Regions from separate parts of the Mus musculus genome. Here all the other regions are linked to region 3. Evidence: chromatin loops called from intact Hi-C (ENCODE). Cell type or tissue: left cerebral cortex. All regions are shown on one strand. Links, peaks and the distances in the headings refer to the core of each region. The heading gives the core; the rest is flanking DNA.

Evidence for each region. A loop is a pair of places that touch in the nucleus more often than their neighbours do. Peaks named below come from ENCODE experiments on the same cell type or tissue, not always from the same donor. Only the 100,000 strongest peaks of a DNase experiment are listed, where the experiment ranks them.
Region 1: a loop joins it to region 3, with 2.2 times the contacts of the local background. A loop is called at or near these places in 2 of 42 quality-filtered maps.
Region 2: a loop joins it to region 3, with 3.0 times the contacts of the local background. A loop is called at or near these places in 2 of 42 quality-filtered maps.
Region 4: it touches region 3 in a loop (4-fold over the local background); 3 of 42 quality-filtered maps call a loop at or near these places.
Region 5: it touches region 3 in a loop (11-fold over the local background); 2 of 42 quality-filtered maps call a loop at or near these places.
Region 6: it touches region 3 in a loop (7-fold over the local background); 2 of 42 quality-filtered maps call a loop at or near these places.
Region 7: a loop joins it to region 3, with 2.8 times the contacts of the local background. A loop is called at or near these places in 6 of 42 quality-filtered maps.

The regions. Positions count from the first base shown.
Region 1 is chr7:90,938,458-90,942,978 of GRCm38, forward strand. It overlaps a transcript of Dlg2 not described here. Among named protein-coding and RNA genes, the nearest start is that of Gm39048, 75 kb to the right of the region's middle. In left cerebral cortex, for the core only: no CTCF peak of the experiment used is centred there; a DNase peak (open chromatin) is centred at 2,498; H3K27ac peaks cover 1,100 bases.
Region 2 is chr7:90,689,048-90,693,568 of GRCm38, forward strand. It overlaps a transcript of Dlg2 not described here. Among named protein-coding and RNA genes, the nearest start is that of Tmem126b, 220 kb to the left of the region's middle. In left cerebral cortex, for the core only: no CTCF peak of the experiment used is centred there; a DNase peak (open chromatin) is centred at 1,940; H3K27ac peaks cover 24 bases.
Region 3 is chr7:91,086,377-91,090,897 of GRCm38, forward strand. It overlaps Dlg2 (discs large MAGUK scaffold protein 2), which reads left to right and starts at 4,410. Exons shown (of 23, transcript NM_011807.3): 1 at 4,410-4,521. In left cerebral cortex, for the core only: CTCF peaks have their summits at 2,725 and 3,978; DNase peaks (open chromatin) are centred at 3,334 and 4,192; H3K4me3 peaks cover 1,177 bases; H3K27ac peaks cover 2,042 bases.
Region 4 is chr7:91,429,832-91,434,352 of GRCm38, forward strand. All of the region lies in intron 1 of Dlg2 (discs large MAGUK scaffold protein 2), which reads left to right. Among named protein-coding and RNA genes, the nearest start is that of Gm24552, 190 kb to the left of the region's middle. In left cerebral cortex, for the core only: CTCF peaks have their summits at 2,239 (motif pointing left) and 3,955 (motif pointing left); DNase peaks (open chromatin) are centred at 460, 1,961, 2,212 and 2,826; H3K4me3 peaks cover 303 bases; H3K27ac peaks cover 669 bases.
Region 5 is chr7:90,924,779-90,929,299 of GRCm38, forward strand. It overlaps a transcript of Dlg2 not described here. Among named protein-coding and RNA genes, the nearest start is that of Gm39048, 89 kb to the right of the region's middle. In left cerebral cortex, for the core only: no CTCF peak of the experiment used is centred there; DNase peaks (open chromatin) are centred at 741, 2,216 and 2,833.
Region 6 is chr7:90,884,311-90,888,831 of GRCm38, forward strand. It overlaps a transcript of Dlg2 not described here. Among named protein-coding and RNA genes, the nearest start is that of Gm39048, 130 kb to the right of the region's middle. In left cerebral cortex, for the core only: no CTCF peak of the experiment used is centred there; DNase peaks (open chromatin) are centred at 580, 2,431, 2,973 and 3,756; H3K4me3 peaks cover 2,020 bases; H3K27ac peaks cover 1,075 bases.
Region 7 is chr7:91,213,028-91,217,548 of GRCm38, forward strand. The region is part of intron 1 of Dlg2 (discs large MAGUK scaffold protein 2); the gene reads left to right. Among named protein-coding and RNA genes, the nearest start is that of Gm24552, 28 kb to the right of the region's middle. In left cerebral cortex, for the core only: a CTCF peak has its summit at 2,859; no DNase peak of the experiment used is centred there; H3K27ac peaks cover 513 bases.

The DNA of each region.
Region 1 (4,521 bases), core at 228-4,227, 150 kb before region 3:
TCTTTCCCTGTGTCTCTGTGTCTATCTCTGTTTCTGTGTCTTTTTGTCTGTCTCTGTGTCTCTGTGTGTGTCTGTCTCTCTCTGTCTCTCTCTCACTCACTCACATAAATACACACAATTGCTTTAGAATGCATGCTTAAAGCAATACTGTTAAAATAATTCTCTAAACTTAAACTCTCAACCATGCGAATTTTATATTAAATAAGTTTGGCTTTTTCAGGTGTAATTAGGTAAAAGGAGAACCTGTTCTAGTTTTTTTTTCTAATGTCTTGTGTGACACCTTGTATAATCCTCATGTATTTACTGACCAGATCCAACTTCCGTCCCTTAGATTGCCTACTACCTTTCTAATTCCAACTTAATAAGCAATGGAAAGAAGGGCACAGTAACCCCAATTATGCTCAGTCAGTTTTAATGTAATCATAATCAAAACCTATTGCCATAGAGCATTTTTCTCCCAGCTCATTTATTCAACATTTTCTTCTTTTGTGATTCAACGTCTGATTTAGTATAGTCCCTGGGACATATGCCCTGGGACTGGGGACAAAATATGTGATGGTCACCATGCTCCCACTCATAAAGCTTATAGTGCAGAGGATTTTATCACCATCCACAGGCATGCTTTATAGTAGCATTGCTACCCTTTTCAAAAGTACTGATGATTTTCTCTTTACTTAAAAAAAATGGTGTCCAGTAATACATTATCATTAATAGACGTGGCATTTATTGGCTGTGGTGCGTGCATATACACACACACACGTTATAGATGTATATGAACAAATGTTTATTCCAAGGTATGTTCCTGAGTTAACAAAATAAAAGGATGAATAGATACTTCTCTCATCATTCAAGCCTGAATCCTGATGGCATAATTTTTCCCCTGCTAATGATACATCAGGCCCCTCATCATTTCCCTATTGTTGTTGAGTTCACATATCTCAAAGAACTTAAAGATATTATCATGTAAGCACTGATACCTTCTAAAAACTTTAAAAATATAATTCAATGACAGAGAAACCACATTTATTGATGTTTATTGAGTGTTTATCCATGATCTCTATGTGAAAATAGGCAAGGAAGCATGCCTGCAAGTTGTCAGATGCTCATATATCAAGTGGTGCTAACGCAATTGGAAGCTAAAGACAAACAGCTCCAGGTGAGCTTGAAGACGGCAGGAACAAGACAAGCACCACTGCATCCCTCAACAGGAATTCTACTAAGATTTTTTTTTCTACACTTAAATTTTGTACTCTCCATGGTAGCCTTGTAGCATGGCTATTTATATGCCAATTTTATAAATGAAAAAGGTTAAGAACTCCCTAAGGAATATGTAGTCACCACTTGCCCCAGATGACCTTTTAATGCAATTTCTTGGCTACTGCCAGTAAACTGAAAACATTATTGATGTCATTATCAGAGGGGATACTGAAAGATTTTATGGAGTAACTGGCAGGGGACCCCTTCTGCTTTCATAGTCCTTAGACACAAGACTCTGACAGTAAACAGGGTAATGAAGAAAATTTACAAGTTACTGGGGTGACCTTTATGAATGAATCCCTATTTCTTCTGTTCATGTTAGTATTGGAAAAGGGATAATATATATATATATATATATATATATATATATATATATATATATATATATATATATATTAAGGACTAAGGACTTTATGTTTACCTAATACATCTGTAATAAAATGTCTTCTCTTGGCCATCTTCAGGCTTGTGTTTGAATCAAAATGATATATGTATATCTGACAACTTTTGTTTCCATTCCAAAAGAAAAGGCGTTCTGATTTTAAGTACTGGCCTGAACCAGATGGCCTCATTTCAAGTGCATTTGGTTGTTGACTGTTTTGAAGCTTTATAGGAAGAGAAACCTTTGTGAATCATGATCCAGGATATCTGTTGATGCTATTGAATGATGAAAATGTCATCCACTTGAAAGAGTGATCAGTGTTCTTAGCCAAATTTGTGGATGACATTTATAAACATGTTGCTAAGGAGAACTATTGGCAGTACACACACTCTGCTTCTCACGATAGAATATATTTTTTTTAAGATAATGGACTTTAGAACATCAAATACTAATAGTACTGTTCTTTGAGTTCCATTAACTTGATGACCCTAGAAGTTATTTAATTTCCCTGAGCCCTGACATTCTTATTGCAGATGTGCTGGAAAGTCTAAACCGCAGGCTGCCACAAGGACTAAATGAGATGCATATGAAGCCTCGGCAAGGAGTATTTGTTGAATATGACCTGTGACTATTATCGCTTAAATGATCTGAAAGTTAGTAATTCACAGAATATGGTAGGTGAAGGTCTGCATCAGTATTGCCTAGAAAGTTTGTTTGAGAAGGCAGATCCTCCAGTCGGAATCTCAGAAGACAGTAGGAGTGTGAGGATGGAATCTATGCATACCCGCTTCTGGAGCTGGTCCACACTGATGTCTGAGAATCATGGCCATGGAAAGATTTGGAAAGATGGTAAGGTATATTCTAGTTCAGCAACAGTTATGAGTGTGCAATGTGGTAAGAGATGCCTTAGCGACAAGTGAAGGGAAAAGAGGCCTGCTTTTAAATTCAGCAAGAGCACAATAGCCATTGTTTCCATCCTAGGTACAACTGTCACACCGAGGACAATGAAGTGAGGAATGATTACAGATAATTGTCTATTCCCATTTTATTGCAAATTCACATATGTTCACAGAACCATTTTTTTGAGTGATATAGAGATGCAAATGTTAAATTTATTCTCATTCCATTTGTGTTCTGGCATGGACTGAACTGTGCAAAGAAGAGATTTTTATCTTCTCCATGGATTACATAAAACCAGGGAAGGATGACTTCTGCTTCTTTTTAGAAAAGCATTTTTAGAGAAACATTTCCCATTTCTGAGTAAAGCAGAGAGATGTACAGAGAGTTAAATAACTGTTTGCCTTCAAGGCTCAGGCCAGTCTCTTCCAATCATAAGAATCTCTAGATTCGAAATTGCTCTTTAAATTGGACTTTAAGGCATATTTCTGCACTCAAGTGCCTGATATATATTTTTTTAAGTTACAAAGACCGGTTTATATTTGAGAACTTCCCTTTAGTTGAGACGTAAATTCTTTCAGAGTTGAGTCTCATCATTAACAGCAGTGATTTAGTAAGTTCACACGAGTTTTAATTGAAGAATTTGCATATTTCCAGTTAAAGTTCAGATTTCTTGTAATCAAGATGCATCCAGTTCTTCATAAGTGTATCATCTTGTCACTTTCAAATAATTATCAATATTTATTTTTATTGCTATCTATAATGTGGTTTATTCACATGTGACATTTTTTACTACAATATAACATTTTTCTTTTCTTTTTTAACATAATACCATCTTTTATCACAACAATATAAACAATTTCTATCATCAATCTGAATATTACTTTATAAAGATATATATTTAAACACTTTCAAACAGTTTTCAACCTAGCATCTGAAAATAAAGCATTATGTATTCTGTATATAGTAACACATACATGTGATAAGTGTATGAATTTACAACCATACATTTTATATATATATAAAACAAAGTTGTCTAAAATTTAAGGCTACCTACAAGGTTGTCTAGAAAAATTATGCTTGTCAAAAAACATTTTTCTTATGTGCAGTCAAGTCTGCACTAACCTGTGGGACATTTTTGGCTGGTCAGACTTGGAGTCAGCCTACATCATGGAAAAGTATCTGGTATTAAGAGTCTGCGTGTCATCTCGATGATCAGTTCTTTCATATGCTTGTCATGAAATGACCATTAATGTTTAATGTCCAACCCTGGAAATATGTCACTAAAAGAAATGAAGATATGAATAGATTATTACCACTCAGTAACTTAATGAACAATGTGCTTGATAGTTCTGAGAGTCTTATGTAGAACCTGATTACTATAGCAACTCTGTGCTGTAGACTTTGTTATCTAGTTTATAAATGAGGAAATAGTACCAGAAAGAAAGTAACTAAAGTCTCAAGGTCATACAGCTACCAAAGTAGAATGCTTAGATTTTATCTTGGGACATGCACTATGCCCCTTTTAAAAACCTGATTTTGAATGAGAAGACCAATTTACAGGAACCTAAATACCAACATGAAAGTAAAAAGTGGTAACACTGTTGGAAACTCCAACATGGCAAATGCCATAAAGCTGTGAGCAGATGGAACAAGAAAACTGATGTAGCAAGAACAGTCAGAGTAATAGAATAGAATAGTCTCTAATGGGGGGGGGGGGTAAGTACTTGATTATGCTTGTACAGTATAGCAGATCCCAATGAAAGAGCAGTGTTTATATTAAATCAGACTTGCATTTAAGTCACAGCCTTTATGCAGGGCATATTCTCCTTTGACAAGTTGCCTATTTTGCATCCATAATAGTACCCATTCTGATGCTTCTGACTGGGGAAAGGTGAACATGGTTAGAGAACAGCACAAATCAACTGAGAAAACAATTGTTTAATTAGTGATGAGTTAAGTCATCTTATTTAATAGAAGAAAGG
Region 2 (4,521 bases), core at 217-4,216, 400 kb before region 3:
CAATTGAGGTCATATATTCTCAGGAAGGTATTAACTCAGTAGAATAGTAATTGCAAGATATTTCAGCTGCTGGCTATTAAAAGGAGAGAGAGAGAAACAGTGTGTACAGTGTGTGTGTGTGTGTGTGTGTGTGTGTGAGAGAGAGAGAGAGAGAGAGAGAGAGAGAGAGAGAGAAATAAGCAGTGTTATATTAACAAACATCATGCAAGGAGTTTGTAACCATCAGTGGTGTCTCAGCTTATAATGATGAGTCAATAGTTATTCTCCTTTAAATATCAGCCATTTAATGACAGTTGTAAACATTGTTTCATGCCTCCTGTTACTCATTCCCTCTGTGTGAATTCTCTTATATGAAAACAGCATGAGCATTGTTTATTTGACATAAGCTATGTTGTGTTATGTGTGTTTCTCATCTTAGTGAAGTATTCATGAAGTAGCAGAGATGGATGAGGTCAAGACAGTCAAAAGGCCAGCATGGATTGGTACAAGTAGCTTACAAGGCCTCAACAGTAACTGAGGAGCTATTGATGGTTGACAGTTGTTGGGAAACAGGACTCACTCTTATTTGGGGGTGTGACCACAGAGAGGTTGCTCATCCTCTAGTGCATAGCCCTATACCTATGAACATAAAAACAATACTAATTGGATTGAGTGTGTTATTTTTACAAAGAGAGAGATGACATGAAGTTGGAAGGGAGATGTGTTAGGAGGAATTCAGGGGGAACTAGAAGGTAATAAGGGGGATTAAAAATATTATTTATTATGTGCATTTTTGAAATTCCCAAAGAATAAATTTAAAAGAAAATTACAGGAGAATATTGGAATATAAGAAATATTGAGGTCCTTTCACTTGACTGAAAACTGGTACAATTAATGCTACATGTTTTCAGTAACTATACACATATAGCATTTTTAAAAAATTATTTATAGTAAAGCTTAACATTAGTGAAAATGGCCAGGTAGCTTTCCTTTCAGAGGTGATTTAAGATCTTACACTTGTTCAACTATGGCTTTGGTATAAGGTCATCACCTGGGGCATCTATACCAGTGATCCAAACAGATGAAAATGTAGCATGCATTACTACAAAAGATGCATTTATTGGCAAGATCAGGAATATGCCACTTAGCTCCATGATAAAGCCTATGACTCAACTATATGACCATATTTAACTGCAAAAGAGCAGCTGTGTGTGGCATATTTACAACTCTGTATTAGTTACTTTTCCTGTTTCTGTGATTAAAAATACCCCAAATGAAAGCAACTTAAGAGAGAAAAGGTTTATTTTGGCTCTTACTTGAAGGGTACAGTGTGCATCATGGTCAGGAGTCAGCTCATCAGGAACTTGAAACAGCTGATTATATGGCATCCATAGTCAGAAGGAGTGTGATGAACCCTGCTGCACAACTAGCTCCTTCTCTTAACTCAGTTCAAACCCAGGCCAGGAAATAGTGACACCCTCATTTAGGGCAGATCTTCCTATTTCAGCCTCAAGAAGTCCCCTAGAGGCATTTCCAGAGGCTATTTTCCTAGATGATTCTAGGCCATGCCACATTAAAGGCTATTATATGCCATCACAAATTCATTTCTTGCCAACTTGCCATTCAAGAATGTCAACTTTGAGTCACACTTACATCCCCTGTTCATTACCATCTCAATGTGAAGTGAGAGCAGTTCAATTTCAGGAGTAGTCATAATCTTAAACAACTTCAACACTGTGTAAAAAATCTAATCTCTCTGGGACTCAGATCAACATATGAACCCCCACATAATCAACAACATATTGGTACAAAGTAAACATTTGCATTCCAAGTGGTAGGAATGGGAGCAGAGTAAAGAATGGTCAGATCTAAGCAAGAACAAAATCCAGTGGAGCAAACCTTAAATCCTCCCACTCTATGACCAGTAGCTGGGATTCGTGGTGAGATCATCTATGTTCCAAAGGGAGTAGGTAGCTTTACTCCTCCAGCCTCACTGCCTCTCTCTTGAGCCAGCTCCAGTCAGTCCATGCAGATTGTCTGGAGATGGTCCATAGTTCTGGCATTTATAGCATCCTGGGTTTTCATTTCAACTTTGGCTTCATTGTCCACAGTTTCATGAAAGGAAGCTTAAGGGCTTCCTTACTGGGTCTTTGACCCTGTCATACATTGCCTGGCTTCAATGACTCTTTAAAGCTTTGGAGGAAGTTTCCATGATTCTCTCCATCTGACACCTTTCAGGTTTATAAAACTAGTAGCATACAGACAACACTACCAAGTTCTGCTGCCATGTTATGAATGGAGCCTACTCCTCTTGGTTTCATTGTTAAAGTAGCACGTGTGTTCTAACCATGGTGAAAGTTTTCAGGACCACGGAATCTCTTCAGTTTAGACTTTCTTTATTCAAATGAATATCCATGGAAACAAGGTGAAACCTATAATGGGAGGGGCTTTGTCTAAAGCATACTCTTCTTATTGGCTCCCTGAAGTTGTGAAGATCTCTTTAACAACTATATCTGCCTTCTCACAACTATCCTGAATGCTTTTCTATCTTGAAATTTCTTCTGCCAAAGAGTCATCTCAGTCTTCCATCTTTCATAACTGCAAGATCAGTGCCTCATGGGTGATGTTGTTCAGTTCTACTGAGAGTGTGAAATAGAGCCTGGGAGTTCATCATGATAGGAAATCATGGTGGCAGTAGCTTTACATGGCTGGTCACATTAGATCTGCAATTAGAAATCAGAGAGATCTATGAATTATGCCACTCAGTTCACTTTCTCTTTTTTATTCAATTTATAACCTAACTCAAGAAATGATGCCTATATTTAGGGTAGGTCTTCCTACCACAACTAAACCTTATAAAAGAAGTCCTCATAAGCATCCCAATAGGTCACCATACTCAACAATCCTCAGCGGCTCCTTTCATGGGTAATTGAAGGTCCAGTCAAGGTGACAATCAGCATAAATTATTATGATGTTTAAAAAGATTTTGATCACTAAGGAGAATTGTAGTGCTAAAGAATTTCAGGGCATTTTAAAAGATAAATTATATCTTAACACTTTTCTAAATATTTTTCTTTTCAAGTCATATCTATCAATTTAATGGTGATAGCTGCTTGGTATTTAGAAAATATTATAGTATAATTTTCAAACTGAATAGATAAAATACACTTTGAGGGTTCATGGATCTTAAATGGTTTCTATCCTACTATTTGTCTCTAAAATCTTTAATTTTTCAAGCTCTTGGGTAAAAATATTTCCAGAAAGTAAATGGAGAAAAATTCCCTTGAGTTTGATTTTGTTCAGAATTTTGTTTATCAGTCAAACTGGAAATTTTTAAAAAATATTTTTATTAGGGATTTTCCTCATTTACATTTCCAATGCTATCCCAAAAGTCCCCCATACCCTCCCCCGACTCCCACTTTTTGGTCCTGGCATTCCCCTGTACTGGGGCATATAAAGTTTGCAAGTCCAATGGGCCTCTCTTTCCAGTGATGGCCGACTAGGCCATCTTTTGATACATATGCAGCTAGACTCAAGAGCTCCGGGGTACTGGTTAGTTCATAATGTTCAAACTGGAAATTTAAGGTCTGGATTCTTTGGTATTTAGAAGTCTCCTTATGCTACTAGCAGAAATGAATTATTTTTCAATAAAATAGTGGTCACCATCAATTATATATACATACACATCTTAGAAAATAATAGCAATTAGCGTTTATTTTTAGATTCCTTTTATAGGTTTGTGATTGGCTTTTCCACAAATATGGACGATGTTATTACAAATAAAGTATTATTATTCATCATTCTCAAATCTTAAATATAGTTATTCCTATACAACTATATAAAATAATATGTTTACATTGTAAAAGTCTTAATCTTGAATGAGAGACTATAGCTGGATAAAGTACACCATAGTCTGTTTTCATTGTATAGGAATATCCAGGATAAAACAAAGAGACAACTGAAAAGGTTTTGAAAATCCTTTGATGTTTGATGGTTAACAGGAGGAACATCTCTTGTGCAGACAGTGTATGCAGAAAGTCGGGGTGATGAAAATGATGTGTTAGTGAATATTAACTAGGTGTGTGTAACTCGAGGACAGGAGAGCTATGAGCTACTCTATGCTCATGCACACCAAGGTGTTTTAGTTATGCTCTAGAGTTTAGCAAGAAATACTGTTCGGTAAGAAAGTTTTAAAATTTCAGTAAATGAAAAAATGATGAATTCCTAAGGGTTCTGGAAGGAAGGAGAAGAAAGAAGACTTTGAGACCAAAAGAAATGAATTCCAACACTTGGTGGGTAAATGATGTGATTTAACTCCCCATTATCTGGAGGAAGCAAAGAAAACATTGAAGTGTGCCCAGCAGGAGGGCATTTCACTTTGGTGTATATATCAGATACCAGAGACAGTTTCATAAACTATCATGTGAAGGGGACATAAAGATATGTTTTTGTTAATTCTTGAAAGTTTTATAGTGTAGAGTCTTTAATTATTTTTAGTATGTGCTTCTCTGCTAATCTTAAATGTCACCACTTGCAAGTTAT
Region 3 (4,521 bases), core at 250-4,249:
TGTGTCTACATGACCCCTTACTCAACAGGGTTGAGCTTCCACTCAGAATTATTTATTTCATTGGTACCAGGAGTCAGACAATGACATAACATAATAGAGAATTCAAATTTTAATGAGTAATAGTGAAGTTTCATAAAAATTGATTATATACTGCCCCTCACATAAGCGTTTGTGTAGGATATTTTGCTGTTAGAACATCAGTGTTATGTAGCTGTGACATACCATGTATCTTACAAACCTGAGGTACTTACTACCTGTTCCTTTAGTGAATGGCTTTGCTGATGAACAGTAGTCTAAGGCAGTAATATTAACTTTATCTCAACTTTGCAGCCAAAGAGGAAACTTTATAAGATACTGAAACCTAGGTCCTTCCCCAGAAAATTTAATCTGTTTGATTTGGATTATAACCCAGTGGCTATTTAGCATTCATACTTATCTGATCAGGTTTATTGTAACAAAACAAAACAAAACAAAACAAAACAAAAAGTTCAACTTACAAAGATATAACTAAATGCAAAACAGAACTTGGGAGCCCATCATCCTAATTTTACAGATAAGAAAAATGATGCCAACCAATATGAATTGCTTATAAATATTAATAAACGATGCCACTATTGTCATATTTTAACAAACTATACTCTCATATTGCCTTACCTTTTCTTTCTTTTACAAATCTATGTTATTTTTATGAGTCATTTTAGTTTTAACTGTGTATGTGTATGTGTGTGTGTCTGTGGGTCTGTATGTGCACGCCTGTACAAATCTGTATACAGATGTCCACAGAGGCCAGAAGAGGCCATTAGATCCCGTTAGGTTGAGGTTACAATTGGTTATCAACTCCCCTACCTGCAATGATGGTTCTGGGAATCAAACTCAGGTTCCTTTCAAGACAACAAAAACTCTGAAACGCTGAGGTATCTCTCTAGTTCCTAAGTTATGTTTCAAAGAATTTTTAAAGTTTCAAGCCAGGGGCTGGAGAGATAGTTCAATTAGTAAAGACTTACAGTGAAAGAACGGGGATTTAAGGTCAGATCACCAGTACCCATAGGGGGGTTAAAAAAAAATCATGAATGCTAGTATTGCTTTTAAGTGTCCTCAGGGGCCAGCCAGCATACCCAAACTGTAGGGTGCCAGACTCTTTGAGAGAACAAACTTCCGAAAAAATAGGGTACAGAAAGTTTGAGAAATATCCCTGACACTGACATCTGACATTTACATACATACACATATACATGTAGAGCTGTCTTCCCATCTCTGTGTTGGCCCCCATGTGAACATGTATTCTCAATACCACATGATATACAGAGACCTGGGTTGATTTTTTTTTTAAAAAATGTTATTAGTTCTTTAAATTTTATTCAATGTGTTTAGATCATATTCTTAGAGGTTAAATCATTACATTGAAAGGAATCAACAATTAAAAAAACATTTTCTAATTTTTATGCTTTTCCTTAAATAAGAGTTGGAGCATTTTTAATATATTTGTAGTCACTTTTGAATTATTATTTTATCATTTGCTTTGTAAAATCCACTTTATTTATTTATTTATTTATTTATTTATTTATTTATTTATTTGTGATTTGTGAAAGGTCCTTTAAGGAATTTCCAATCAAATATGCTGCAGATATTTTTCTATTTTTATTTACTATTGTACATTCTTTGCCAAAGCAGATGGTTTATATTTTTTATAGTATAATTATCTTTCCAAGGGTAACATCTGTCCCCTCTTCAATCTTATATAAATCAAAAACTATATTTTCTTTGAATATATTTGCAGTTTCATTTTTTAACTAATTGACTCAACTAGGTTTTTGCTGACATGATTCATTTTTAATATTCTCAACCACATTATGAGCTACACATTATTCTGTTTTTCAAATGGCCAACAGTTTGACATGGATGATATTTTTCTGAGATTACTTACTTGTAGTATTGAAATATAGATTTGCTCTACTCCCTTCAAAACTCTGTAGCCAGTTAGAATTTTCTTTTACAATAGTAAATATTGCTCTTATTGTGGATATACTACTAGAATGTAGTGTTTGACTAAGAATAGAGAACACATTTTTGATATCAGACTTACTGTGTGAGGGTGAGTTGGGGTATGGGTGGCATGCTATGGTATGTGTGTTTGTTGGCTAGGAGACAACTTACAGAAGTTGTTTCTCTTCTGTCCTTGGTCTAGGGAATTCAACTCAGGATCTCAGGCTTTTCTGCAAGCACATTTACCCACAGAGGCATCTTACTAGCCCATTAATAAATGACTTTTCTATTGGACCCTGTGATTCAGGTTAACGCTTCATTTCCTACAAGGAAAATGATGAAAATGGCCATTATCCTTGTATTCTTAAAGCTAAACAGCAGATCTTCGACTATAGCCCAATTCTGCACTGGGATTCTGTGAGATAGGTAAGGCCACTTGAGAGTTTTAAATAGGTCTTCAAGGCCATAGTCTTCCTTGGAATGTACACACTTCAAAGCTTGGCTGAAACTCTAAGTTCTTCCAACTTCACTTTGGTCTGTTTCCTACCAGTGTGCATCTCTGAGATTGTGACACTTCCTGTCTCGTCCTGTATTGGGGTACCAAAAAAAGGCTGGAGACCATCAAAATAGCAATAAAAACAAAGAAAGTGTCTTATACACTAATTCCAAGCGAAAATTTTACTTAACAGTACATTTGTTGATTTTTTTTTTTCCTGAGAATCTTCTGAACCCTAGTGGAGACAGGCAGTTTTAAATCGTCCCCGTGTTTACCACAGCTTCCGGTGTTTGTGTTCATTTACTGGGAAGAGCTTCAGGAGAGGTAACCTGCTATGACCTCTGGAGAGGGAGGCATTATGAACTGAAATGACAGGCTCTGTTTTGAAGCCATTAATAAAAGTTGGGGAGTGATAGGACCTGGGCATCCATTTTTTAAACTGCCCTGGAAGTCACAGTTATGCTACAAGCACTTACAGTTTGTAATTACCTAGTCTACTATGACAGACAGAGCTGGGAATCAAATTAAGTGGCTCCCTTCTCTTTCATTGCTGAACAATCTCCAGCTTAAGCCAAGGTTGCTTTTCCTTCTTCCTAAAAAAGCCACAAACAATGACAACCCAAAATAGCTATTTAGTCAGAAGTGACGACACTTTCTGAACGCTTATCATTAAGAGGGAAGTAGAAAACCTAGCTCTTTAATTCCTCTCTCTGAATTCCCATCTACCCTCTGAAGCATTCTCACCTCACTGCCCAGGAGAGATGCCCAGAGACTGCCAGAGAGCATCAGCACTGCTGCAGGCTCCAAAGGGGAGGTGGCTTATGCAAAACACGTTAAAGAAAAACCCTAAAAGTCACTGCAGCTTTTTCCCTGTGAGTGATGCGGTTCTTCCCTGTTGCTGTGGCAAAGACATCACCAATCTTTTTCCTCCCACTATTTTTACTGCAGTGAGAACTGTTCATGTCTGCTCGCATTTCGCCAGAGAGCTTTAGAATTCTAGCTGAGCATTAGGGCTGCCTGAAGCTGGAAAAAAGAGTTTAGAACCTTGCCTTGGCTGAATAAAAATCCAATTAATTTGCAGTATCTGTTGCTTGTCAAGGATATCAACAGACAGTAAGACCTGAAAATGTTTGTTAATTAAAAATCCCCCCTCCTCGTGGATTCATGGGAATAGAAGTCTCTCTCTCTCTCTCTCTCTCTCTCTCTCTCTCTCTCCCTTCCTCCCTCTCTACCTCCCAGGACCAGCTAAACATTTTATATCATTTTTTCATCCCGCTGGTTGAATTGTCCCCCTGTTTTGTTCCAATCCCATCCTGTATCGCTGATAGTTGTTTATCAACAAAGCATAGCATTGGAGAATTTAGATGCATGGTTTTGTTAGAGAGCCTAACAACTTTAAATATCCCTGGAAGACAGACCTGATGATATGATATCCCAGGACAGGGCAGTAAGAGGTGGTACTTCCTTGCCCTGGAGCTGGCGAGCACCCCTGGTGGACCCAGCTTAGGTTTTAGGGGACTCTATGAGACACGGAACCTTTTGGTCCTGCTCTGTTCCACACAGAGAAATGGAAGAGTGAGGCATGCTTGCAGTGGTTTGTAGTATTTGCCAAACAGGATACTGCATCAGAAAAGCTTGGAATGTAGTGCAGAGCTGTTAGGCTACAAAGGGAAAAGGGTTCCCTCTTCAACCACAGTCTGCCAGATGCAATCCCCTGGTAAAGTATCTAATAGGACAACACTCGGGCTCCCCAGAAATATAAGTAACTCATTGGTTAAATTTCAATTCTTCACCTTTCCCCCCCCCCCTCCTTCCTGAGTGAGCTCATTCCCCCCTCCTTTTTTTCCCCCAGTGATTTAAAATGCTAGAAGGAAAAGCAACTGAGGTTCTAACTTTCGGATGCTGAATCCTCGGCTAATTGAAATTACTGGGCACAATGCTATATATAGCCAATGAAGAGATTCTGAGCTCTCACTCAGTGCCTTCAAGACATGTCGTTTTGTAGTCAGAGGAAACAGGGATCAATGCATTTTCAAACTGAC
Region 4 (4,521 bases), core at 328-4,327, 340 kb after region 3:
CTGGGGATCACTGGGCACACAGGCCTCCTCCCTTCCTTGTAGAAAGCTGCCATCTCTCCTGGAAGGGTCTTAGAGGAGTCCAGTCAGATCCCCTGAGACTCCATTAGCTCCCAAGGCCACGATGAAGCATTCTTCTGAATAAAGTTAAGTTCTACTTCTTCCAATTAACAGCAGATGATGAAAGTGCCTGCCAATTCTGTTGCATTTCAGCTGGGTGTTTTGCTCTTGCTTGGCCATTTGTAAAATGTGAACCTTCCTAATGGGGACCTAGTTAGTCATTGGATTAATGAGTTTCAGCTGAATTAATCGTGCCTAGCCCACTGTGAGTGTTCAGTAATAGTCGCTAGCAATTTATATGCTGACTTAAGTTGCTCCATTGAAGAACATCGGCTGGAATCAATATTGTGTAGCTGTCCTACTGCATTTGACTTAAAGAAAAAGATGACGCCTGTAGATTTGGAGCTCAGATTATATATAGCCCTGTAGCGGATGTTCTCTGAATCGTAAAAGGAATTTCAAAGGGTGTTGAGACTAATTTCTTCCTGTGAGTTTCCCACAATTATACAAGATGGTTAAGTCCAAGGTGATAAATCTTTTGGAGATAGGTTCTTCTTCCTACAAGTTTATCTATGTGAATATCTACCTTTATCTGTCTTTATCAGTGTTTCGTTCCTCATTAGTGTGGTGGCTAAAAATGAGTAGAGGAAGTTTGTCACAAGCAGCTTGTTAAGGCTCAGTCCAGACCCTCGTTCCAGACAGGTGCTCAATAACTGTAATTTAATTAATTTAAAATTAAAATAGAATTCGAAAGTTTACAAAAGTTAGTGGAAAGTGTCAATGAAAGGCAAAACAAAAAAATTCCAATCAGCAAAGAGTGACATTTGCAGATCTTAGGAGGTGAAGTTTGTGCTTTGATTACAGCGAAACATATGGTGCTCCATGCCTTATGGCAAATATTTGCATTTTGAAAGCTTTTAATTAGAAGGAATTACAATTCCACAGAGATCCCCATAGCTCGAGAATGGAGTTTAAAAAACAAATCAATATTACGTGTTTGTTAAATTATAACCTTGGTGGGAAATCAATAAAATGCTTGCTGAGAGATATATTTGAGTACTCAACTGAACTGTGGCAATTCTTGCCAAAGGCTGAGTCTGATTATTTATTTAAGCATAGTCATTAAGTGAACTACTTCATTATATCGGTATATTATAATGACTCTTGTACACATACATTGCAGGGACACTAGTTCCCAAGCTACGCCATCTCCAGCTTCCTTGCACTCTTCCTTCACTACCCCTACCTCTTGTTACCACCAAACTTTATTTTTAATGACTTCTAAGTGATTTGGTTAAATGACAATGAGAAAAAGTACAAGTTCTATACTGTAAGTACGTAGTTAGTTACTACATAAAGTGTTCAAAATTAATATATTTGCCTTCTCAATACATCGGTAGTAGATTCTAATCTACTGTGCCCTAGAACCCAGCCAAAGAAAACTCTCTTCTGACTACCCGTTGGCCAGTAGAAACCAACTGAAAAGAGACAGATAAAAAGGTATATATATATATATATTTACTGAAATTCGGCAGTTCATTTGGCGTTTGAAAACGTGTTGGGAGAGTGTAACTTAGAAAAGTCTTCGTATGGACTATAGCGAAGCCACAGATTCAAGTTTGCAAGTCAGTCAAACAGGAACAAAGCAGAAGTTCAAAGTCAGTGGCCTTCAGCGAGTCATGGAAGTCTGATTATCAAGGTATATCAATTTGGGAGAAATGAAGCACAACTGGGCAGTATCCTAGGGACTGAAAAGTGGATGAAATCAGTGGTGGTGGTGTGAGCTTGGAATGTAGGAGAAAGGAAAGGAAAGCCTGGGAATTAGGAGTCAAGGCAGTATGAAGGAGGTCCTGTCTGTGGGGACAAGGAATCGGTGATATACGCTGGAAATAAGGAGCAAAGAAGTGAGGAAGCAAATACTTCACTGACGGCTCCGAAGGTCAACGCAGCGGGGAGGGAGGAGACAGACAGAAGAGATAGAAAAGAGATAGAGGTGGATGGTGAGGGTTATAAAAAGAGATTAAAATTTGTAAGAACGAGCCACGTGTGCCGCATCCATAAAAATAAAATAAAATAAAATCTTTTGATTGCAGCTTTTTTCAGCTAAGTCCAGTGCATTTAGACCTCTGTAGAAACTTTCATTTGAATGTGCTTAGCTCGCCACCTTGTGGCCAAAAGCAGATCCTGCACACAGAAGAACCAAAGCTGGAAGCAAACCAAACCCAAAGCAATTAGTGAAATATTTATCACAAATATTTGAGACAAAACGTTAGCAGAAAGTTCATTCCTAGAATAAATATCAATAAGTACTAAGATAAACCACAAACTATCTTTTGGTTTGATATTTTGCTCTCTCAAAACTCATTTATAATTCATATGTTGATTCAATTGTCTTAATCTTTTTTTTTTAATTAGGTATTTTCCTTGTTTACATTTTCAATGCTATCCCAAAGGTCCCCCATACCCACCCCCCAATCCCCTTCCCACCCACTCCCCCTTTTTGGCCCTGGCGTTCCCCTGGTGTTCCCCTGCATATAAAGTTTGCAAGTCCAATGGGCCTCTCTTTGCAGTGATGGCCGACTCCAGTCAGAATGGCTAAGGTCTTAATCTTTATATTAGCTGGGTTATAGTTATTTTCCAGGATGATGCCAGTTTTTTTTTAAACTTTTATTTGTTAGTGTATGCATTTGGGCCTATGATGTTTGAGTGCAGCCAGGCATGAGCATGACGTGGTGCGCGTGTGGAGGTCAGAGAACAAGTTTTCTCAGAATTAGCTCCATCATGGGATCTTGTGACCAACACAGGCTTCCAGGTTTATGTAAAAGGAGATTTTTACCCTATGAGTCATCCCATTGGTCTGATAATACCAAATTTTACTAAGAGTATGAAGTAACCACAGCTCTCGTGCATTACAACAGAATGCAATATCTCAGCCAATGTCCAACTACACCACAGAAATTTGATTCTCAGAATTCCATGCTCTGACATATGCCTAAAGAGTCTTTCATACATGCACCAGGAAACACAGGCAGGAATACTGCAGAAACATCTTTAAACTTTTGTTATTCTTGAAGGAAAATTCATAGAAATAGTACATATATTCTCAGCAGAGAGAGAGAGAGAGAGAGAGAGAGAGAGAGAGAGAGAGAGAGAGCGCGCATTATTGTAAACTGTATAATGAAATCTTGTACAAATTTTGAAAGAAATGAACTAGGCTGACACATATCAAGATGAGTGAACTCTGTAACATTCTGTAATATTATGAAGTGTAGCTACAACAATCCTGCTGATTGTGCAATCTTGAAGCAGACAAAACTTAAGTAGAGGTAGATGAGTGCCCACCTAATGGTAAGAGGTGCCACACATAGGCTGTTAATCTTGGGGATTATTAGAAAGCACATTTAGCCAGTCCTAAGAAGCAAGCCAGTAAGCAGCAACCCTTCGTGGCCTATGCATCAGCTCTGATCTCCAGGTCCCTGTCTCATTGCTTGACTTCCTTTGATGATGGGCTGGCATGTGGAAGTGTAAGCTAAAGTAAAGTCATTCCTTTCTACAATTCTGATCCTCAATATGTTTGACCACACCAATAGAAAACCTAAAAATGACACTCTGTTACTATTTCAAATAGTTGGCTTTAGGCTGTGGATCTGGGAAATCCATAAGATTGTTTAGAATCCCTTGAAAGGTTTATTCTTAATTGCAGAAACTTCAGTTTTAAGACATTTCAATAGAGACTGGAGAGATGGCTTGGCCATTAAAATTTCTTTCAGAGCTGGAGAGATGGCTCATTAGTTAAGGGCGTGGCCTGCTCTCCCAGAGGTTTTAGCTTTAGAGTTCAATACTCATCAACCACATGGTGGCTCACAAACATCTGTAACTGGATCTGACGCCCTCTTCTGGTGTGTCTGAAGACAGCGACAGTGTACTCACATAAAATAAATAAACCTTTTAAAATAAATTCTTGCTGCTCTCATAAAAGATCCAATTTCAATTTTTAGCACACCTGTCATGAAGATCACAAGCACATATACTCCAACTACAGGTAATTTGATCCCTTTTCATAGTTTCAGCAGGCACCAGTGCAAGGTATATGTGTGTGTGTGTGTGTGTGTGTCTGTGTCTGTGTGTGTATCTGTGTGTATGCATGTATATGCATACGCACATATACATATATAAATACACATTAATAAAAAGTAAAATATAAAAAGATGCATATATGCCATAGATGTGTAGCAATATAATAATAAATTGACATCCGTGGAAATTTATAGATTCAGTATAAAACTTCTAAAGAGTTAAGACTAAGTGTGAACACCCAGGGGCCTCTGTTGAGCATACTTATTTTTCTGTTATGTTATTCTCTGTTGCTTATATAGCTACAGGGGACGGTTACAAACACATGAATCATTTCATAACGAATCTCAATTGATTTCTTACCACAATATGAAGTACTTGTTTTCTGAA
Region 5 (4,521 bases), core at 303-4,302, 160 kb before region 3:
GGAGGTCCTAACTGGCAGCATGTAATGTGATCCCATGTTTGCTGTGTAATAAAAGCCCCCACCCCAGGCTAAGTACAACACATTCATTTAATCAAAAACTCAAATTATATGGAAATATTCATGTCTCAAAACGGTTACTACTCCACTATGTCCATAAAGAAAACTATATATAAATATTTGAAAACCCTTACTTGCTGATCCGTGTATATTCAAACACCTCTGAACAAACACCTAAGTAAGAAGTTACTGCTATTTGTATCTGGATTGGATGAACCTCTCAACGTATGGGAAGTAAATGTGCTAATTTATTTTGATAGTTATTTTAAATTGCATTTTGGTGAAGCAAATATTTTGCATAATCTAATATCCATGCCTTAATTAAATATATACTATAAAAACACTTTCTTAAAAGACGTTCAGAGAAGCAGTTTGCCTCTGCAATGAATTTGGTCACACACCATTGTTCTTTAGGTAGTGTCAGCATTTTCATTAAAAGCTGTACTCTATTTATAGCCTGGAAGGAAAAATGCATTCCGGGCTAAAACTTCATGTACAAAATGTTTTTCCAAAAGCGGTTTTGTAAGGTACACATAGATGGAAGTTTTATAACTGTCTGAAATCTCAAGGTTTAGAAGGAAACCCATGAGAAGCTGACAGAGAATTTCATTTATTCCTGCCTCATATGTATCAGGATAGCACACAGCATCTGGGATGAGAGCTGGGCTATGAAGAGAATATAGTTCTCTGTCACGAAGCCAGAAAGTCAGGATTCTTGGATTTCACTTCTGGTTGGTCTATTTGATATAGATCAGAAGCAGCATGGATTCTGTGGTCACTTAGAATGAGGCTACGATTCCGTCTCTGCTGCTTACACAGTTTGGGGAATTTCTTAAGCCTGTAGGGTGAGCAGGATACACTCACTGACAAGTTGGATGTCATTGGACTGTGCTTATTTCTTTTTTAAATTCTATTCATGGCTGTTTGAAACTGCATATTCCGTTTTCCTCTGTTAGTGGGAATCCTTATTCTGAAAATTTATTTTAAATGAATGGTTTTTCTAAATGTATTTTGCCAAAATGAAGTTTTCAGAGAAATGATACAGTTAATTCCATTCCACCTTTAAAGAAGGCAAAGTATGGTAGATAATATATGAACAGCTCACATGATTTTAGAGTTGTCTAAAAGTCATCAATTTTGTCCCTGCAGTTTCCAGTCTAGGGACATTTATTACCTTACTCTGTTGACGAAATGAGCCGAAATTGCCATAGTTGACTTGAATAGATATTTGGTAGTCACATGGATAAGATGAGCCCCTTATAAAGATATATGGAATTTTGTAGGATACAGCAAAGCATTCTCTTTACAGCTACCTAGCTAAAGAAGAACCATCGGAAGGACTGGGAGTTTGCCGTTTTTTGTTTTCAGAATTGCTGTATCCTAGAGCTAGTTCATCATAACAACATACATTATTTAGTTTGTACAAACCTAGCTTATAATTTCTGGCTATCTCATTTCATTCATAAAACAATCTCTTCTCCTTTTATCCTTAATTAATTTGGTGTATGTCTGCAATATACTTACTATGCCCAGATACTGTAAATTCAAGTGGAAGAAAACAGGCATTGTTCCTTTCTTCATGGGGGAAGCAGAAATAGAACAAGTAAGTGTACGTGTAAAGATAAATCAGTAACTGGGGTAATTGCTATTCAATTCAAATATGTTTGAAAAGAAAATGATGTATAGAAAGACATCTAAACAGAATGCTAATTAAACATATATTTAAAAAGTAAATCAACTGGGTGGGGAGAGAGGTGAGAGATGGGGTGGGGGCAGAGAATGGAGAGAGCTATTTTGGCAGAATGAATAGTATATACTTACACGTGTTACAGAAGGTTGCATTTCTGAAAAACCAGAAGACCACCATGGGAGTAAAAAAAATAAGATTAATGGGGAGTGGGAAGGATAGGCAGTGGTAGAAGACACAAGCCAAAGCATGTTCAGAACTTCACTGAAGTGTTACAGTTTGTAAACTGAGCAGGGAGGAGTGGGTGAGTATATGTTGGAGTTCTGAAGTTATTGTTCTGACAGCTATATAAAGAACAGGTGGGAAATGAAAACATAGGTGGTAGATGGTCTCATTTAAAAACATAAAAGAATCTTTTTGCAAAGATTTTTGCAGAAATCCGGACAAAAATAGCTGTGGTGTGAATTATCTTGGTGGTGGAAAAACGAGAGAGATGAACAAATGTGTGGTGTTTGTGGACAGATATTCCAAAACACGGGATGATTGCACAAGTAAGTAAAAGGAGGAAGTGTGCTGTCAGATGAATTCTGCGCTTTGATGCAGGTTCCTTTTAAAAATAGTAGAGGGGGGAGTACGGAATCTATTGAAACGTCTCTAGACAAAAAGTTGAAGAAGACAAGAAAGCTAGTAAGTAAAGCACAAATTCACAGTAGATGATTTAGCAAAGGGGTCACGGGACAGCGGTTTCAATAAGGTGGTAGTGCTGAAGAGTAAGTAAACATGACCATTATATATATTTTGCACTAATAAAAGCTTACTCTCTGTGGGAAACCATTGATGTGCAGTATGGAAAACAAGAGGTTACATATATAATAGATGTGTTTAATTAATAACAAAAGTCTCCTTAGAAGATGGAATAGATGAGAGCTAAGGACTGTGTCCTGGTTGGTGTCTGATATGTAAGTGCAGATGGGTACGGAGAGGTACTTGAATATAGAAGTAAGTTCGAATGTGCCAGTGGGAAATGTTGAGTGGGATGTCTTCTATTTACTATGTGAAATTGCAGTGAGTGGGCCTGACTGCTGAGAGCGAGAAGTGGGGAGAGGAAGGGACCAGATGGTAGAAGCATTAGTATGATGCATAGCAGGATTAAATGTCTAGAGGAGATGAATGCAGCTTCCTAGGATGAGCTTAAAATGAAAGAAAGGGTTTCTCTCCGACCTGTGGATAGTGCTGTCAGAACAAATCACTGCAAGGTGGTGTCTCTCTGCTTTGAGTTGGCTGTTGTACAGCTCTCATGTACCATCTCACCATACCACAGGCTTTCCTCATTTGGCAGGGCACTCTCGCTGTTAAATGTGCCTGTCTAGTTTCTTGTAAGCACAAAGGGCACCTCCAGGACAGAGAATATTTTTAACATCTAATGTAGTGTCACATTTGTAATAAAGATTACCAAGAATTACTGAACTGCTAAAAATAAAATCAGGTCAGACAATTACATAATTCATTGTGCATAGAAATGAACAAAACAACAATAACAGTTCACCAAATTCCATGAGACTCAGAGCTATGAATGGCCCGAAGCTCTGCTCATAACAGTTGGGGCATAATTCATAAAAACAAACAAACATATAAACAAACCACAAAAAGATGAAGGACTCTCATCATTTTCATGATGGGTGAGTATTCTTGATCATTCCTTTTAAAACAAAAACTTCCTATATTTGCTTATTGCTTGTTGGTCTGATTTTACTGAAGCATGCAGAGACTAATATAAACTTATGTTTAGTTTTTGATCAAATTACCTTTTAACTGTGGTTAATGAACAAAATTAAAGTATCTTATTAGATACATGTCACATAGGGGACAAAATTTATTTTTGGGAATGCAGGACAAAAGCATTCACCCTTTTACAATTTGGGTTTATACAATGAAATACAGGTATGGCAAACATTTATTTTTCTGATTAAACAGTGACCACCTTTGTTCTTTGAGAATTGCTATGTGCTACTTGTTGGGATTGTTTTTATTTCCAGATCCTCCTTAGAGCCTTACAGGATGAATCATAACCATATAGCAGAATATTCTACTGTTATGCACTTTCTTTGTACCCTGATTTCTTGTGAGAAGTGGCCGAACCTTCTTAACTTTCTTTTCTGAAAGGTCAGCATAGGCCATCACCTGTGCATGGTGCTTGGGAGACATCCTTAAAAGTGAAAACTGTGAAGTTCAGAAGACAGTCAAAGTCAATGGGATCTTCTGAGTCTTCACTGTGATGCATGTCCTTCCATTCTCAGCTCTTGGTCTCACTGTTGACCAAGTGAACTGGAGCTGAGTATTTCTCTGAATGTCTCCCTGTCCTACAGCTTTCTCACATGATTCATTATTTCCATGTAACGGAAATGGTGTAAAATTAACTGATCTCCATTTTTATTTCCTATCTGTGCTACAATCAAGTATATATATAATATGTGTGTGTATGTATGTATATATATATATGTATATATATATATATATATTTTTTATTTTTTCTAGACAGGGTTTCTCTGTATAGCCCTGGTTGTCCTGGAACTCACTCCGTAGACCAGGCTGGCCTCGAACTCAGAAATCTGCCTGCCTCTACCTCCCAAATGCTGGGATTAAAAGCATGTACCACCACTGCCTGGCAAACAAGAACATTTTAACTGAATCCTCTTATTCATACTTCTCATATGTCAGTGCGTGAGCAAAACAGTCTGAAAACCACAACTCTCACCATCCGACTTTCCCTCTTACCT
Region 6 (4,521 bases), core at 374-4,373, 200 kb before region 3:
AGATTATCAGTGGTTCAGACCATTGGCAGTTCTTCCAAAGAACCAGATGGTTAGACTTCCAGCATCCACATGGTAACTCACAACCATCTGTAACCCCAGTTACAAGAGATCTGACTCCCTCTTCTGGCTTCCAGAACACCTCAGGCCCATGGTACATAGATATACATGCAGGCAAAACACTCATACTCAGATACACAAAATAAAATAAGAACATGATGTATTTATTCAGACCATCATGATACAGACTTTATAAAATTAATCATCTGTTCTGAATACAAACTAGTGAATATATCACCTGCATACTTTGTAAAGCATGTGATATATTTGTACTAAATTAACATTATATAAACAATACTGTATTTTTTTCCCAAGCAGAGACAGGATGTTCAGTTTGTAAAATGACTGCTCTAAACAACTCTAATAGAATCCCACTGGATGTGTTTATGAAGCTGATTGTATAAGGCTGTACAACGTTATTGATCCATACCTTTTTCAAATATAACAGAGGACATAGGATTCTTTTTCCTTCCAACTCCTAGTTAAGTTTCCTGGGCTCCTTTCCAGAAAGCCTTCCTGATTTCTGGGTTAAATGCCTCTGCTTTACGAGTCCAAGATAACTTCTCAAATCCTTACACTAACAGGACTGCAGGCTTTGACTTGCTTGCTTTTGTTCACTGTGAGTCTACACATCAGTAATTTCTTAGGTATATTTTTTGAATGGACATGCCTAGACCAGATGATAGGAAGATAGAATAAAAACCAAGTATGAAAACTAACCATAAACAGCTCAATTTAATAAATGATAGAGGCATAAATCTATCAGCCCTCCCACTAACTGTGCCTTAATGAGTGACTTGGAAGTGCCTACAGAATGCCCAGACTGATGTTAGACTAGTTGCCTTTCATATTTTCAGAATCTTGCAGTTCAGAAAGTATTTTCATCGAGGTCCACCACAGTCAGAAGACAAAAGACTCATTGGGCTCCCTTACCAGTTTTCCCCAATTCCCTCCCCACCTCCCTCTTTTGGCAGACTGCATGCACTTCCAAGCTACCTTTCTTCCACATTCTCTTTCAAACTTCTGGCTACCTCTAGTCTAATATGATGAAGAAAGCCATGGACTTAAAAAAATTAAGAGACATGATCTTTATTGTTAGCATGGAAGTTAGCTACACAGTTCTTTGGAAATTTGTTAAAACGTGTCTTTTGTCATCCTTAAAGCGCTAGGGGAAGCAAAGCTGACTGTTTCCAACATGAATGACAATCAGAATTACATACATATTAGGTGATCCACCTGCACTGGGGAAGCGCTCTGGTACCCAGGGATGCTCAAGGACATGCTTTCCTCCTCGAGGATAAGCTTAGGGCATATGAAGCTAAATTAACCACTGAAAGGAGCTAGCAAACGAGGAGATCGAGATGTAAAATGATGCTCCTGTAACCTTTTCATATCATTGAACTGTAAGATAGTTACCCAATTGAATAGACCACAGAATAGGTTTTATTTGTATTGCTTAATGTGGAAATCATCTGAAGTTTATTATACCTGTAGGGTAAGAGTTCAGAGAAAATTATTTCTAACCATAAAATACTTTTGAGTCACTTTAAAAGGTTATATTGAATTGAAAGTCAGGTGTTTCTTTTCATCCCTCCCCCCACCCCCCACCCCTAACACATATCTGATTTGCTATGAACTAAGGAAAAAGAATCTTTAAAAGCGCACTCCCATTTTGAGAGAATAATGACATGTCAGTTCCTGACACATTCATCTATTTAGCAATTGGGAGGTTATTGAGGTTTGAACTTGAATAATTCATGAAAGGTAGGAAGAAGTCTTAAGACTCTTATTGAAGTGCACCTTGTTAAAAAAAAAAAAAAAGAGGGTTGGTAATGAGGGATAAAGACGCAAAATATCTTGACCAGTAAGTTGAAATGTATGGGTCTCTAGACATTTCTTTTCAATGTGGCTGGAGGTCCAGGTGACTAGTTTTGTTTCTAGTGAAAGGTGTGTGTGTGTGTGTGTGTGTGTGTGTGTGTGTGTGTGTGTGTGTGTACCATTCTTACTGATCCACCAAATACTTTCTTCCTCTTTTTGAGTCCAGCTTGCTCTTTGCTGTCTCCTCTCTGTCTGCCTCCTCCCACCCTTGGAGCCCTTACCCCATTTCTCTGAGCTCCCCTGCCTTAGGTGGTTTCTTCCCAGGGGGTGGGGATGGGGATGGGGGTGGAGTGGAGTAAATTATCCAGAGAGTGATGCTTGTCAAGTACCCCAAGCAGCTTCACTAGGAGAAAGGGGGGTACTTGCGGGAAGGGGAGGGTTAATCATTTGGTTGTTAAAATGCTGCAGAAGGGCGCACAAAGCTCCGCCCACGTAATAAGTGCCTGTAGACAACCAGGCAGGAGAGAAAAGTTTGGGAACAAGCTCATTTCTCTCTCTCTCTCTCTCCCCTTTTCTCGCAATGTAGAACTTTTGGTAAACACATTGAAGCTTCCTCCCACCTCGATTTTATAATATACTTTCTTGTTCAAATACTCCGTCGTTTGCTTACTGGTGTATGCGGTAGACCACACGTATGGCTGCGCAAGTGGAAGGGGAAATTGAATGTTTTTCCAAGTCAAGCGTCAAAATCTGCAGCCTCTTTCTGTACCTGGCCAGCTTTTCCTTATCCAGCTGTTAGTCATTTGTAAGCAGCCGCCCTTGTAATCGCAAGTGAATTCAACTGTGATGTATGCAGCACCGCGTGCACCATTGCTTTCCTTCACATCCTTCTAGTCATTGAGGCTCCCGGGAATCAAGCTCATAATAAATAGCTTTTTATTACCCAAAGCCGCTGTTCTGGCAGCCGAACGACAGTCCTTTGATAGATGGGCCGGGTAGTTTTATTGTGTTGTGCTTACTCAGAGTTGTTAGCAGTAAAGAGAAGGCAGCAAAAGGGGGGTACTTTGGCAAAGGAAATCTTATGAGTAGAGCGGAGCAGCAGATCAGAATTCAGAAACAAGAGCGAGAGCTGAAGTGTGATTCTCGGGCGGGCGCTTGGTCTAACACTCATCTCCAGGATAGAGCAGTGCCGGGCACTCGCGTCAGCCCTGCTGCCCTTCTCGGAATCCGCTAAGAGATGATGCAGCCTTGGAGCCCAGCAAGCCACCAGGAAGTTTTGCCGGATCTGATTCCTGGGGGATTTTCCCGTGCCTAGGAGAATCCTGCTTGCATTGAGCTGTATGGAGGGCTCGAGTTTCCCATGAGGGGCCCCCCTTGGGAAAGCCTTCTGTGCAGAATCCAGACTCTGCTTCTCTCAGTGTGCTATTTACCCAAAGGCTTTTCCTCACCTTTGCTGGTTTGCTGGTGTGATTTCCATGCACTGAGTCCTGTGTAGGGATCCAGGATGGATTGCCTGTGCATTGTCACCACAAAGGTAGGCTAGGAAACACAGCTGTTTCGTGCAGCATTTTTTTTTAAATCTATTATTATTCCGGTCCTGTAATTAAACAGCTCTGCTAGATGCTGTCAGTCCATAAGATAAAATGATTAGTGTAATTTACTTTGCTGGGCATGTTGTTCCCTAAGAGGGTGTGAGGGTCTTGTCTTTCTGTGATTTCAACTTCTTAAAGTGACATTGTGTGTTTGTGCAAATGAAAGGCAAATGTGTCTGTTGGTTTTTTTTTTCTTTTCTTTTCTTTAGTGGTAGGTTTTGCTTTTTCATCTATTTATAGCTGGTAATTGAAACATCTCTCATAGTAGTGCAGCTCACACATCGTTTTACCATACCATATCTGGGTCTTTCTAGGTGGGCTAATTAGCTTTTCATTTAAAAACCGTGTCTCCTATGCTTGAAGAAGCCAATCAGCTTTACCGTGGCTTGACATATTGTTCCTGATTGGAGAATTCTGATATTCTGCATTTTGGTGATTTCTTTTAAAGAAAAGAAAAAAGGCCTGAGGTAAAACAAAAAAAGTACAATATTTAATCTTTGATTGAGTCTGTTTTGACTATAATCAAATAAATTATTTGTACAGTGAGATACAGAAGTGAAAATGGAACAAAATAACCCTTTTCGTGGAGTTATTTACAGAAAATTAAAACTTCTAAATTGATTTTATTCTGTCATCAATTCTAAATAGCATATTAAATGCACTTAAATTCCATAATCACTAGTTATTGGAAAAAGTTATGTTTATTTATAAAACACTAATTAAAAGACACTCATTGGCTTATTTTTTATTATGCATGAGGGCATACCACAAGTTAGCATTAGCCATTTCTTTTAGTTTGTCACATTGATTAGACACCATTAATATGAAAAAATAAATACTCTAGTATGAAAAACTCAGTAAGTGTAGATCTCCAATGCTAGTCTGCTAGTCCTAGTAAATTTTGAAGCCGCTGGTGAACTTCTACAATGTGTCATATTAAATATTTTCTCCTTTACAGACCCTCTCAAACTTGAAGCTTGATCTTCTACAAATTCTTAGGCATCTATCCTAAAAGTATTATCTCATGGAAGATTAGGTTGATAGTAGTAGATTT
Region 7 (4,521 bases), core at 389-4,388, 130 kb after region 3:
ATATGTATTCATAAATATACCCTTTTCTATCAGTATGATGCTGTTTGTAGGTTTTCAGGGTTGATCATTTGATATTGGAAACCCAACTGGTATGCTACTCCAGGGAAGAATATTTCTCTCACTCAGTATTCTCTAGTTGTTTGTACAAACAACAGCAACCACAATTACTACCAACGTTAATAACAATAATAAAATAATAATAATTTAAAGTACCACCTCAAGCCCCTTAAGTACAGCATAGATTGTGGATATAGAAAAGTAAGGCTGGGTGGTAATAAATATTTTAACAAAGGATTGGAGGAGACTTGTGATGCTTTGCTGATCTATACCAAAACAACATTTGAGCACATTGCAAAATCTAAATGACTACTAACAATTTTTAAATATCATGGCTAAAGGCACAAATATGCACATAAAATGTAAAGTCTTACTTTCTGTTTCTAGTTATTGTTCCATTTCAAATGTCCCATAGGATAGTAGAGAAGTATGAACTATAAAATATTTATTCGGAAAGAGAGGCCCATTGGACACACAAACTTTATATGCCCCAGAACAGGGGAATGCCAGGGCCAAAAAGGGGGAGTGGGCGGGTAGGGGAGTGGGGGTGGGTGGGTATGGGGGACTTTTGGTATAGCATTGGAAATGTAAATGAGCTAAATACCTAATAAAAATGGAAAGAAAAAAAAATTTATTGATCACATGATCTCTTGGTAGAATTATATGAGGATATATAACTGTTCATAAGGTCCATATATCAAAATGCAAATAATATTATTTACACCATTCAATTATTTTTTTCTGGTTCTTTAATGTTTATGGTCTTTCTTAACAGTTTCCTTCTAAAACCAAATAAAGTAGTTTTATGAGGAATAAAGTTATTGGATATTTTTTTATTTTTATAGACTACACAGACTTATTTTACTGTGATCCACGACTGTTACAATGAGGTAAGAACTAGCTGCCGTTCATTTATCAGTTACTATATTAAGAGTGCTAAATTGTGTATTTTATTGCATCTTTACAGTTTTCTTTGGCAAACTTGATTCATATCTCCATTCACTAGTGAAGAAAAATACATAAGCAGACAAGATGCTTTTCGTTGCAAATTTAAAGCACACAAACATTCTCTGCTCATCACCACCATTCTCGGTGCTCCGGAGGCTGACCAGGACTTGCTATGCTCCTCATTTCTTTTTGGCTGGCCTATATCTAGCTGTTTGTGTGGGTTCAACCAAAGGGTGGCCATTATAAAAGATCAGAATATAAGAGAAAAAAGGCCCAGAACATTTGTTCCCTGCCCTTGCACTGGAGGTCAGTGGTCAGAAGATAACTCTGGTTACTGCAAGCTTATACCTTTTCCCAAGTTTTCAGTTCATGTTAGACTCCTGTGCTTGCTTTTTCTCTTTCCTGGGTCCTTAACTGTAGAAAATGGCCCTAGCTCTGCTTCTGCCGTCTCGGTTACCTTGTTATCCCCATCCTTTAAAAGAATGTCATATCTCCTCCCACAAAACTATCTTGAACATCGCTTTTCAATTGCTTCTTGTTTCCTCTGTGTACCCCAAAGACACAAAGAACTTATGCTGCTATGTTGGAAGGTTAGTTCATGACATAGCTGTCAGTCCTGGGAATTCTACTTCTGCTCTGTCTGATTCCAAATTATAAGTTTGCTACTAATGTTAAGATGTGCTTAATATTAAATGGTACCAAAGTTATAGAAAGAGTTAACCATTCACTAAAAACAACTAACATACACTCAGGGGATAAGCTTTCAACTGGAAGGATTTTAGAAATATACTCTCAGCAGGGGCAGAACCAGAAACCCTGAACATGTAGACATGGGAAAATATATGGCAAATTGTTCACCATTAGCAAACCATGAGTGTTCAATGTGGCGGCTTTGCTTTAACCAAATCATATTGTATCCCTGATCACTACAACATCTTCGAAAGGGTTTAGCTATTTAAGACTTGAGTGTTTTATAGTTATGTCTCAGGATGACCACAATAGCTCTTTTCAGTGTAGGCATTAATAAAAGATAATTGACCTTGGTTCCCATGGTTTGCTTTCAGCTAAGGGACACAGCTCCCATCATGGTCAATTATCTCATAGTAATTCCAACAACAAAAGTGACTTCTGCTTAATTAAGCAGTTCTCTAATGACCTTCCTGGCCTGGAGGATGTAGCACAGCACAAATTAATGTGACCATCTCACATGGGCTGCTCAAATACAGTGTGAAGTATTTTCTAACATGGAATGATTTGCCAAATTAACACCATGAAGATTTGATACTGAAGACACTTTGAGGATGAATTAAAACTCACTCTTTTTTTTTAATTAGGTATTTTCTTCATTTACATTTCCAATGTTATCCCAAAAGTCCCCTATAACCTCCCCCCCTCAACTCCCACTTCTTGGCCCTGGTGTTCCCCTGTACTGAGGCATATAAAGTTTGCAAGACCAATGGGCCTCTCTTTCCACTGATGGCCGACTAGGTCATCTTCTGATACATATGCAGCTAGAGACACGAGCTCCGGGGAGTACTGGTTAGTTCATATTGTTCCACCTTTAGAGTTGCAGATCCCTTTATCTCCTTGGGTTCTTTCTCTAGCTCCTCCATTGGGGGCCCTGTGATCCATCCAATAGCTGACTGTGAGCATCCACTTCTGTGTTTGCTAGGCCCAGGCATAGCCTCACAAGAGACAGCTATACCAGGGTCCTTTCATTCCTGTACTTCTACTTCAATGCAGATAAGATAGAGTGCTCTGTCTTTGTATGTAGACTCTATCTCTTTCAGTCACTCCCCAGCCTCAGTCATCTGAGATGCTCAAAATTCTCCCAAAATTAATATTAACAACACTGCACCCCCATGTGGCAGCAAAAATTGCATCCCTGTAAAGTAATAAATGTTCAGAGAGACCTTCTCAATATTTCTAAGATTTCTAATCTCTTTAGAAATGTCTTACTGACATAAGAATTTTTTTATAGGATCATAAAAAAGAACTTATTAGAAAACACTAGAGTGTAAAACTGTACAAATCTGCTTCATCTGTTTTTTGTCCTGGCATAAAATAGTTATGTCAACCAGAGGAGAGAATAAATGTAAAAAATTGCACAGAGAACAGATGTCAATAGTACATTTTTAAAAATCCATTTTACACTACGGATCCTGTTTAATTGAAGGTGGGGGAACGTATACTGGACTCTTAGACAGAAGACATAGTTTCTAGAACATGGACATCTTCTTGCTGGTTCTGTGGCATTGAACATCATTCACAATCTTAGTATTCTTATCTGGAACAATAAGAACACCTTTTTAAAAATGTTTTTAAAAGCATTAAGGATATAATAATGTTTTATTAGATTATGCTTTAAAGTCTCTCCATTAGAGTGTGCAATTCTAGTTGCATCTATAAATTGTATGACTAGCTAATTAAAAGCTTCAAAGGCAGTGAACAGCACATTTAAACCACTGTCTTGAAAATTATTCTTGCTTGTATACTGTATGTTTTAAAAATAAAATATTCACACCTATATATCACATATCCATTGAGTGCATAGAAACAGCAATGAGTTCACTGTAAAGCCAGTCATATTTCTGATATAAAATGCATGTAGGTGGCTCTTTGTTTTCTGTACTTTGGGTCTTATTCTCTTGTTCAATTTTGTATATGTGGTTTGTTCTGTAAAATCATATTTTACTCAACATAATGCAAAGTCTGGTCCCTCAGTAGCAGACATATATTCAGCAGACAGACTAGATTTCTCTCTATTTTATGTTCTATTTATCTTCTGGGATTCAGAGAAGATATATGAAAGAGCTCTGTATAAAATGGGCACAAATGATAGTGTTGTTCAGTGTCCAGCAAAAGAACGAAAGTGTGATATTATTTATTCTCCTTACTGTTTTTAAATAGAATAACCAGGAAAACAATATTTATAGAGAATGAAGTTGGAAAGCACATGAGTATGAAATATAACAGACTGGACAGGGGGAAAAAAAGTCATGTTTGCATGTTTGCTGAAAACCTTTGATTTTCACACTTTCCACTACAGTTTGACAGGTAAAATTGAGAAGGGAAAAAAACAGTGCAAGGGAAAATAGTCTCAGGGGAGCTTTTCCTCTGGATTTGAGAAACCGACAAGGGATTACACATAAAGATTCGTTCTAAAATACAAGGTTAGCCCTCGCCTTGACCCTCTTTCACTCAGGCTTTGAGAAGCTGTAAGTGGGGTTGCAGGAGGTCTTTGTGTGCTGTGTTTGAGCATACTGCCCAACAATCCTGGGAAAGGGCAGCATTTCTACATTGTTCCCCCAAGGAAGGTTGAAAAACTAGTCTGGAGAACTGATTTGCAAACTGCTCTTCCTAGATGATTTCCTTTGTGTCCTTTCTGCTCATTTCCCATACAGTCTTCTATGCACTACGTACAAAAGCTGTAGGACTAAGTTCAGTTTGCATATAGGTAACTATTTGGCAATATCATTTCAGTTTGGAAGCACAGAGCTGCCGCAAGTCCCCATG